2 separate regions of the Homo sapiens genome follow, and region 2 is linked to region 1. A link is an interaction called in ENCODE POLR2A ChIA-PET data of the cell type or tissue named here. Cell type or tissue: B cell. All regions are shown on one strand.

Evidence for each region. Peaks named below come from ENCODE experiments on the same cell type or tissue, not always from the same donor. Only the 100,000 strongest peaks of a DNase experiment are listed, where the experiment ranks them.
Region 2: POLR2A ChIA-PET joins it to region 1 with 8 read pairs; 2 of 35 experiments call an interaction of 5 or more read pairs at or near these places.

The regions. Positions count from the first base shown.
Region 1 is chr5:59,696,756-59,700,755 of GRCh38, reverse strand. All of the region lies in intron 1 of PDE4D (phosphodiesterase 4D), which reads left to right. Among named protein-coding and RNA genes, the nearest start is that of MIR582, 4.9 kb to the left of the region's middle. In B cell, no CTCF peak of the experiment used is centred here; no DNase peak of the experiment used is centred here.
Region 2 is chr5:59,762,085-59,766,084 of GRCh38, reverse strand. All of the region lies in intron 1 of PDE4D (phosphodiesterase 4D), which reads left to right. Among named protein-coding and RNA genes, the nearest start is that of MIR582, 60 kb to the right of the region's middle. In B cell, no CTCF peak of the experiment used is centred here; a DNase peak (open chromatin) is centred at 1,554; H3K4me3 peaks cover 1,560 bases; H3K27ac peaks cover 1,799 bases.

The sequences.
Region 1 (4,000 bases):
GACCAGTCATTTACTGAGTTGATATTGGTAATTGATAAATAAGACCAAAGAAGGTGAGGTTTGGGGATAGGCAGTGTAAATTTTGGAAGTAATAAGGGGATTGAGGTTCTGTCCATGGCATTGGTGGGGAAATCTAGCATGTAAATACATGTAAATAGATAAGTAAATATGCCTATACATTTATATAAGATATCTATACACTTATTCTCCTTCTTTGTTCATTTATTAGGTGTGAAATCTACGTGATTTTTTTCTCCCATATTATTTTTGGTATTCAATAAATGTGAATCATGAAGAGATAGCTGTTTTATTTAATCTCTGCAAAGTCACATTCTTACCCATTTTGATTGTAATAAAAGGCCTATGTCGTTATTTAATTTTTTAACCTTTGTGGCATGATTTATAGAAGGAAAATAAAAGTGTCATAGGTATGATAGGCCAAAGTTGGGTTGTTGGTAAAATAATAATACCACAAAATGTTTTTCTATTTAGCCAACTACTGCAAAGTTACTTTAATTGTGTTTGCAATTAATTGATTTCACTTTAAACCAGAAACAATAGAGACTGTAATCACACAGCCCTGCAGTTCTGAATGTTTTGTTCTTCCTTTTATTGGTTTTCTAGATATTCCTAGTTGGCAACAGGATAGAGTTCAGTAATGGTTATGCAATTTCATTGTGCAGGGTATTAAAATTTGTGACCAGGGATCCCAGGAGACCAGCTATTAGATTTTCAATGCACTATTAGATTAAATATATCTACTCAAACTAAAGGGATCCTGCCTGAGGCTGTCTGATCAATAGTCTATCATTCCTGTGCAAATGAAGCTATTAAGATTCTCTTAGGAGGTAGACTATCTAAATTGGATCTAACTAGTAGATGGTGACTGAAATGAGGGATATACTGATACTTAATTGGCATCAATCTGACCTTGATAAGATTTTGAAAAAATAAATACCTTTTTGCTACAGGTTGAAAAAGAGGTGTAAAATAGTCCCTATTTTATATTATTGGTTCTTAAGTACTTATCAGAAAAATGACAAAAGTCAGTGTCCATAAACAAAGGTTCCATTGATCTTTGATCACCAAATCATCATTTCTATCTTCCTCTTTTTTGTTTAGGTCACTGCAGTCACCATTACCTCCACCACCATCATAATTATATATAGCTACCACTTCTTGGACACTCAGGTCTGCTTGTGTTTGAACCAGACATTTCTAGCTCCAAAGCCTGCATTCTTAATTTCCTGCAGTCTTAATACCATCTTTTTAATAGAAGACCCCCACAGGAAAAGCTGATTCTATAATTTAAAAATGATTTGGGGATCCAATAAGTCATGATTCTATTTTATATAATTTTGGAAGATGTGGCCAGAGAGCTAACTCTTTTTATTTTATTATTTTTCTTTTAATTGTTGACGTACTTATAACCACCAGCTATGAAGCTATAATTTATTGCCACATTGAGTATGTTAAATTGTTAATTTACATAATTTCTGATTCTTATTTCTCCCCTCTCAAATTCAATTTGATAATTTAACATACCTGCTTCTGTGTGTTCCATGGAACTATTAATATAATTTTTTAACAGAATTATGAGAGAATTACATTTCCCCAGCTGTAGATCAATTGAGAAACAGTAGAAATGAAAAGGTTAAGAAATTCTGCTTCAAAATCTCAAATGGTCAAAGTCATTGACATTGTAAGCTCTTCTGTTCGACTCAAGCCTGGTGGAAAATGTAATGAAGAGGTACAAAGTACACTGCATAATCCAGCAAGCTAATTGCCCACTTTAAGGCCTCTTGAGCCCAATGGCCAAGTGAAACCTCCACTCTCAGGGAAATTAGGCAACTGCTAAGGTGGTTTTGCAGTTTTCAGAGACACAGAGATTAGGTTTTTCAGCCTTATATAGATCTGTGATCACTAATGATAGTCTGTGCTAATGAAGGTAGTTTTTTGAATCAAATGCATATTGACTTAGGTCTTCAGCGCAGAATGTTGATTCACTGCTGTCATCCCTGTCAAGAGAGCTGCATATGTAATTATGGTTTTCTTTTGAATAGATTTGCTTTGGGACTGTCACGCAAATTCCATTTCTTCATGTTCTTGCTATCTTTCAACCTCAAATAAATAAATAAATAGAAAAAATATCTCTAAGCACTATGTGTGGGCTGTCATTCTTTTTACATTTAGTGTTCTAATGTTTTTAAACAAGTCAGTTTACAGGTAAAGTTTGCTGTAATAGGATTGAATGTGGGTGTATGTGGTGGTGCTTCAGATCTCTTTCCTTCTGCTTGACCCTTCATGTTGGGTAATAGTTTTAAAGCGCTCATGCCAGAAAGTAAACCACAACATAGTCAACTTCTCAAATATCCATGCAATGTAGAAAGTCCGGGGTCAAGATGATTACTATGTGATCTGCTTAAGTGGGAACAGGGCCATTTCCCTCGCCTTCAACACACTCAGATACATCTCAGCCAACCAACATTTTGCTGTTTGAAAAACATGGCAGACTTTATCTTGTCCCTAAAGAGAATGCTTTTCTCCATCCCTCTGCTTAATATCCTGTGGCTCCATTTAACCTCCAAGCCAAAGTCCAGTTTCTTTTAGAAGACTTCAGGCAAAATTAGGAGCCTCTTATAGTGGGATGAATGCTTTCTATACTGTTTTTGTAATATTTTTGTAACATTTGCCATATTAAACTCCATTTATTTTATGGGTCTGAATCTTCACTAGACTAAACTGCTTGAGAGAGGAGCATGTATAATTCATTTTCATGTTCACAATGCTGAAACTGATGTCTATAGAGCTTCAGTATTTGTCCACTGCATAAAATCAGTAAATAAAGGCAGGAAAGTTTGTTACATCAAGTAGGACCAAGGGCTAGATCCATTGGGACAATTCAACAGGGCTTTTCATTGGTTATTCTAGCTGATATCAACCTGCCCTGACCTGAATCAACTCTGAGCCCCTACCTAGGCTGTTGTTTCTTAGCAAGTACATAATAACAACTCATCAGAATAGCAGAGATCTTGGTAACAGGTTGCCTGACACTTGACTGATATGGGAAAATCCTGAACAGGTTTGGACTGGAATCTTGGCTCACAACCTGTGTGACCTTGGTCAAGATATTTTATCTCTCTGAGCCTCAATTTTCTCTTCTGTTAAATGAGCATAGTGAAACTTTGTTCATTGGTTTGCTTTGAAGAGTAAATGAGATGGTAAGTGTTGGTGTATGTAGTGCAGGAACATAACAATTCTTGATAGATATTCATTGAATACCTGTAGTACATAGAACATAGAAAGTTCCTGTTATTCCACTCCCACCCCCACACACTTGCCCTTCAGGTCTCAGGTTCTCCTTCCTGGTACCCCCAGAAAGATTAAGCCCCTTTGGCCCTCTATGTGCCTCTTTTATAGCATTTAACACAATTATAATTAATTGATTATGTAACTTTTTTATTTAATAGCTGTCTCTTGTAGAATATAAGCACATAAATTCAGGGACTATCTATTAATGAATTTTCCTCTAGTGCCTAGTACTTAGGTGGCTCACAGTAAATGCTGATTCAATGGATGAATAACTTTATTCAGTCTGCTCAGTGTGGCCTTTAATTTAGATTCACCCCAAATTACTCCCCATCAGGAAGGCTTTCTTATTCAACTTTCTCATCCTCAAGATTAGCAAAACTACTCTCTTTCTATTCCCAAATATCTTCTCTCAGTTTCATTACCATGATCAGAAAGTACTCTTCCTTGAATTTATTTTCTAGACTAGATCTATTTTGGGGTTTTCTTACCAGTGATTGTAACTATTGATGTGGTCTTTTTTCTGTTTTTTACTTCTCATATGTGTATCTCTTTCCATTAGTCCTTCATTCCTTCAACAGATACTTTCTGTTGTGACAGCCACTCTTCTAAGCACTATGGAAGGATTTAAAGCTGTGTGAAGCACAGTTATTCCGGTCAAGGAACTTAAAAAAATAATACAAGTGACAAA
Region 2 (4,000 bases), 65 kb before region 1:
AATTGTTCTGACATAAATATAAATATATTTGTATCTAATTTGTTGCTAGTACAGTGTTCTGCCTCACAGTTTCCTGCTCCTGGTATTCCCCTCCATTCGCTATGCATACACTTAATACCTACTGAGTCTAACATGTTTATTCTGTACCTAATTATTACAAAGTTGAGCAAGAACCATTTGTTGGTTTCCAATAATTTATACCATGGTAGAATAAATCAATAATATTGGAAGACATCTGTTTTAGCTAAGATAATCTTGCTGTTCTACAAAATAGTCTCCAAATCTCATTGGATTGACACAGTGAATTTTTATTTCTTGCTTCTGCTTTTTGTGGGGAGGCAGCCTGCCCTAGCCACTGGGTGCCTCAGGGACCTGGAATTCTACCATCCTGTGGTTCCATTATTTGCAACATGTGATTCCCAAGGTTGCCAGGCTCAGATGAATCAGGAGAAAGACCATGAAAGAGGATGGTATGTGTGAACTTTTATGAGACAGGCCGGGAAGTGCACATGTCACTTATACTCGTTTTCTTCTGGCTGGAACTCAGTTCTATGGCCACATCTAACTGCAAAGGAGGCTGGGAAACATAGCTCTGTTCCAAGGCATAAGGTAAAGTGCTGGTGGCTAATCTATCTTGGTTATATAGTATGTTAAGGGCTATCTGATTTACCCTCTATGCCATGGTTGAATTCTTAGAATAACATCTGTAATAACATATGCCATTGTTGAATTCTTAGAATAACATCTGTAATAACAAGTCCTTGAACCTCTCGTCAAACCTCCTTGATGAAGATTATACAGAAGCACTTCTGTTGTTTGATAGGGCTGTTGATTGGAAAGACCTTGCTTCTAAACAGTAGAAGTCTCCTTCCCTGCAACTATCATCCATGGATCCAAGATCTGCTTTGGGAATCCTACAACTTGAATTTTTGCTCCCTTCCATTATGAAGCCCTAAGGCAAGTGGCTTGGAGTAACCCACCAGAGAACCAGGGCCCTATTCATTCATTTTGGTATACCCATGCTTGGCATGATGGCTGGTCAATGGTGGAAGCTTAATAAATGTCTGCTAAACAAATTCATTAATCAATATTTTAGTGTTCTCATGCTCTTAAAAAAGACTTCTCTTGGGCTAAGCATGGTGGCTCATGCCTATAATCCTAGCACTTTGGGAGGCTGAGGAGGGCGGAGTCCCTGAGCTCAGGAGTTTGAGACCAGCCTGGGCAACATGGCGAAACACCGTCTCTACTAAAAATACAAAAAATTAGCCAGGCATGGTGATGTGTGCCTGTAATCCCAGCTCCACAGGAGGCTGAGGCACGAGAATCACTTGAACTCAGGAGGCGGAGGTTGCAGTGAGCCATGATTGTGCCACTGCACTCCAGCCTGGGTGACAGAGCAAGACTCTGTCACCAAAAAAAAAAAAAAAAAAAAAGGGACTTCTCTTTTCTTAAGTAAACATCCTGTTATTTCATTTCTATATGCTATATTTACCAGGTAGTTTTTATCTAGACTTCTCTTGGGTTTTCATGATCCATTTAAAGAATAGCTACTGAATTGACAGCATACTCTAGGTGCTATGTCACTCAGCACCAAAGCAGTTAGAAAAGAGACTAAACTTAAATTCTTACTTTGCATTTAGTAATTGTGTGACTTTGGTCAAGTTACTTAACGTGTGCTTCAGTTTCCCCGTTAGTCAGTTTTCTGGGAATAGTATCTATTGGGGGTTGTGGTTTAATTAAGTACAATTATGTATAAATTAAGTGGTTTCACAGGGCTGGACCCTTAGTGGGTGTCATTATAAGCTAGTATTTTTTTTATTATGTACTCTGTGCCCATTATTCCAGCCTTGGTCTGCATGAACCTTTAGGATCATGTTTAAATTTCTAGATGATTACTCTGTCAGTCATTTGTGGATGAATTAGAGTGAAGAGACAAGAGTTGAAAGAAACGAGTGTATGTCAGTTTTATTACTGTAGGAAAGGAGAAGGCAGAAATGAGAGATACTACTGAGGCAGAACTGTGGGGTTTGGTGTCTCTTCTCTGCCCACTGCAAAAATACATCTTTCAAATTCCTGGTTTTCCTAAAAGGTTCCTCCAGTTCTCCCAACTGGAAGTAATCCGTTCCTTCCTTCAAGGAACAGATTTCTATTGCGCCTCTTGTCTCTGATACTCTCAATGCTTATTAGTAATAGTTTTATCACTAGCTAGTATGTGTTGAGCACTGGTTTTGGTCTGGCACCATCTGTTAGGATTAGAATTCTCTTGTGTCTCTGCTTTTCACTAATCTGTTTGACTGCTTTTACTAAACATGCAATGCCTTGTAGTTCTAGTGATTATAGACATGATTCAGATTTCATCTGGTAGGGGATTCCCTCTATCATCAGCAGGAACTACAAAGTCAATGGAATCTCTGGTGAAGAAAACTTAACTTCCAGTACTAGTTTATTTCAGGAAAATTGAAATCAGGAAGTTCTTCACATTCTTCAGGCTTTTCTCGTCATTGAATTTTAAGCACAGTTTTGGGGTGTAAGGCCTAAATAAGTTTTAGAAGAACAAGGTAGAAATGCTGGTTTTCAGTCTTTGGGAACTTAAAAGTTGCTGTTTAGTCATATTTAAGTCATAAAACCTGTTATCTTCACATATTCTTTTAAAAAGTAATTTAGCATTATAATCACTTAAGTTATAATTTTTTCATATTTTTATAATACACATCTATATATCCACGACTCAGATTTTTTTTTATTTTTTATTTTATTATTATTATACTTTAAGTTTTAGGGTACATGTGCACAATGTGCAGGTTAGTTACATATGTATACATGTGCCATGCTGGTGTGCTGCACCCATTAACTCGTCATTTAGCATTAGGTATATCTCCTAAAGCTATCCCTACCCGCTCCCCTGACCCCAGACTCAGATTTTTAAAATGCCAAAATTTTGTCATTGTTTGCATCAGTTCTTTTATTTTTTTAAGAATAAAATGTTACAGATAATGTCTAAAGCTGTCACCCATCCTATTCTTCTTCCTTCGCAGAGGATCCTGAAATCAGTGTGTTCTTCCTTGAATGTCATTGTCTTTTAACTTCATATGTATGTGTCCTGTTTGTGTGTTTACCATTTTATATATAGAGATGGTACATGTATATATATCTCCATAATATGCCATACTATAAAATGAGAAAGAGCAAGCTATATATATATATATATATATATATATATATATATATATCCTTAAGCAGTTTGCTCTTTTTTAGTACGTAGTATAGGAATAGAGTTGTGAATATATATATAAAATATGTGTGTGTATATATACATATATATGCATATATGTACCTATATACATATATTATATATACCTATATGAACCTATATACATATATACACATATATGAACCTATATACACATATACACATACGTACCTATATACACATATACACATATGTGTACCCATATACACATATACACATATGTACCTATATACACATATACACATATGTGTACCCATATACACATATACACATATGTGTACCCATATACACATATACACATGTGTACCCATATACACATATACACATATGTGTACCCATATACACATATACACATATGTGTACCCATATACACATATACACATATGTGTACCCATATACACATATACACATGTGTACCCATATACACATATACACATGTGTACCCATATACACATATACACATGTGTACCCATATACACATATATGCATATGTGTACCCATATACGCATATGTGTACCCATATACGCATATGTGTACCCATATACGCATATGTGTACCCATATACACATATACGCATATGTGTACCCATATACACATATACGCATATGTGTACCCATATACACATATACGCATATGTGTACCCATATACATATATATACCTGTGTACCTATATATACACACACACACATATATATATCTATATACCTACATATATATACACACATATATATATACCTGGATCATTTTTTA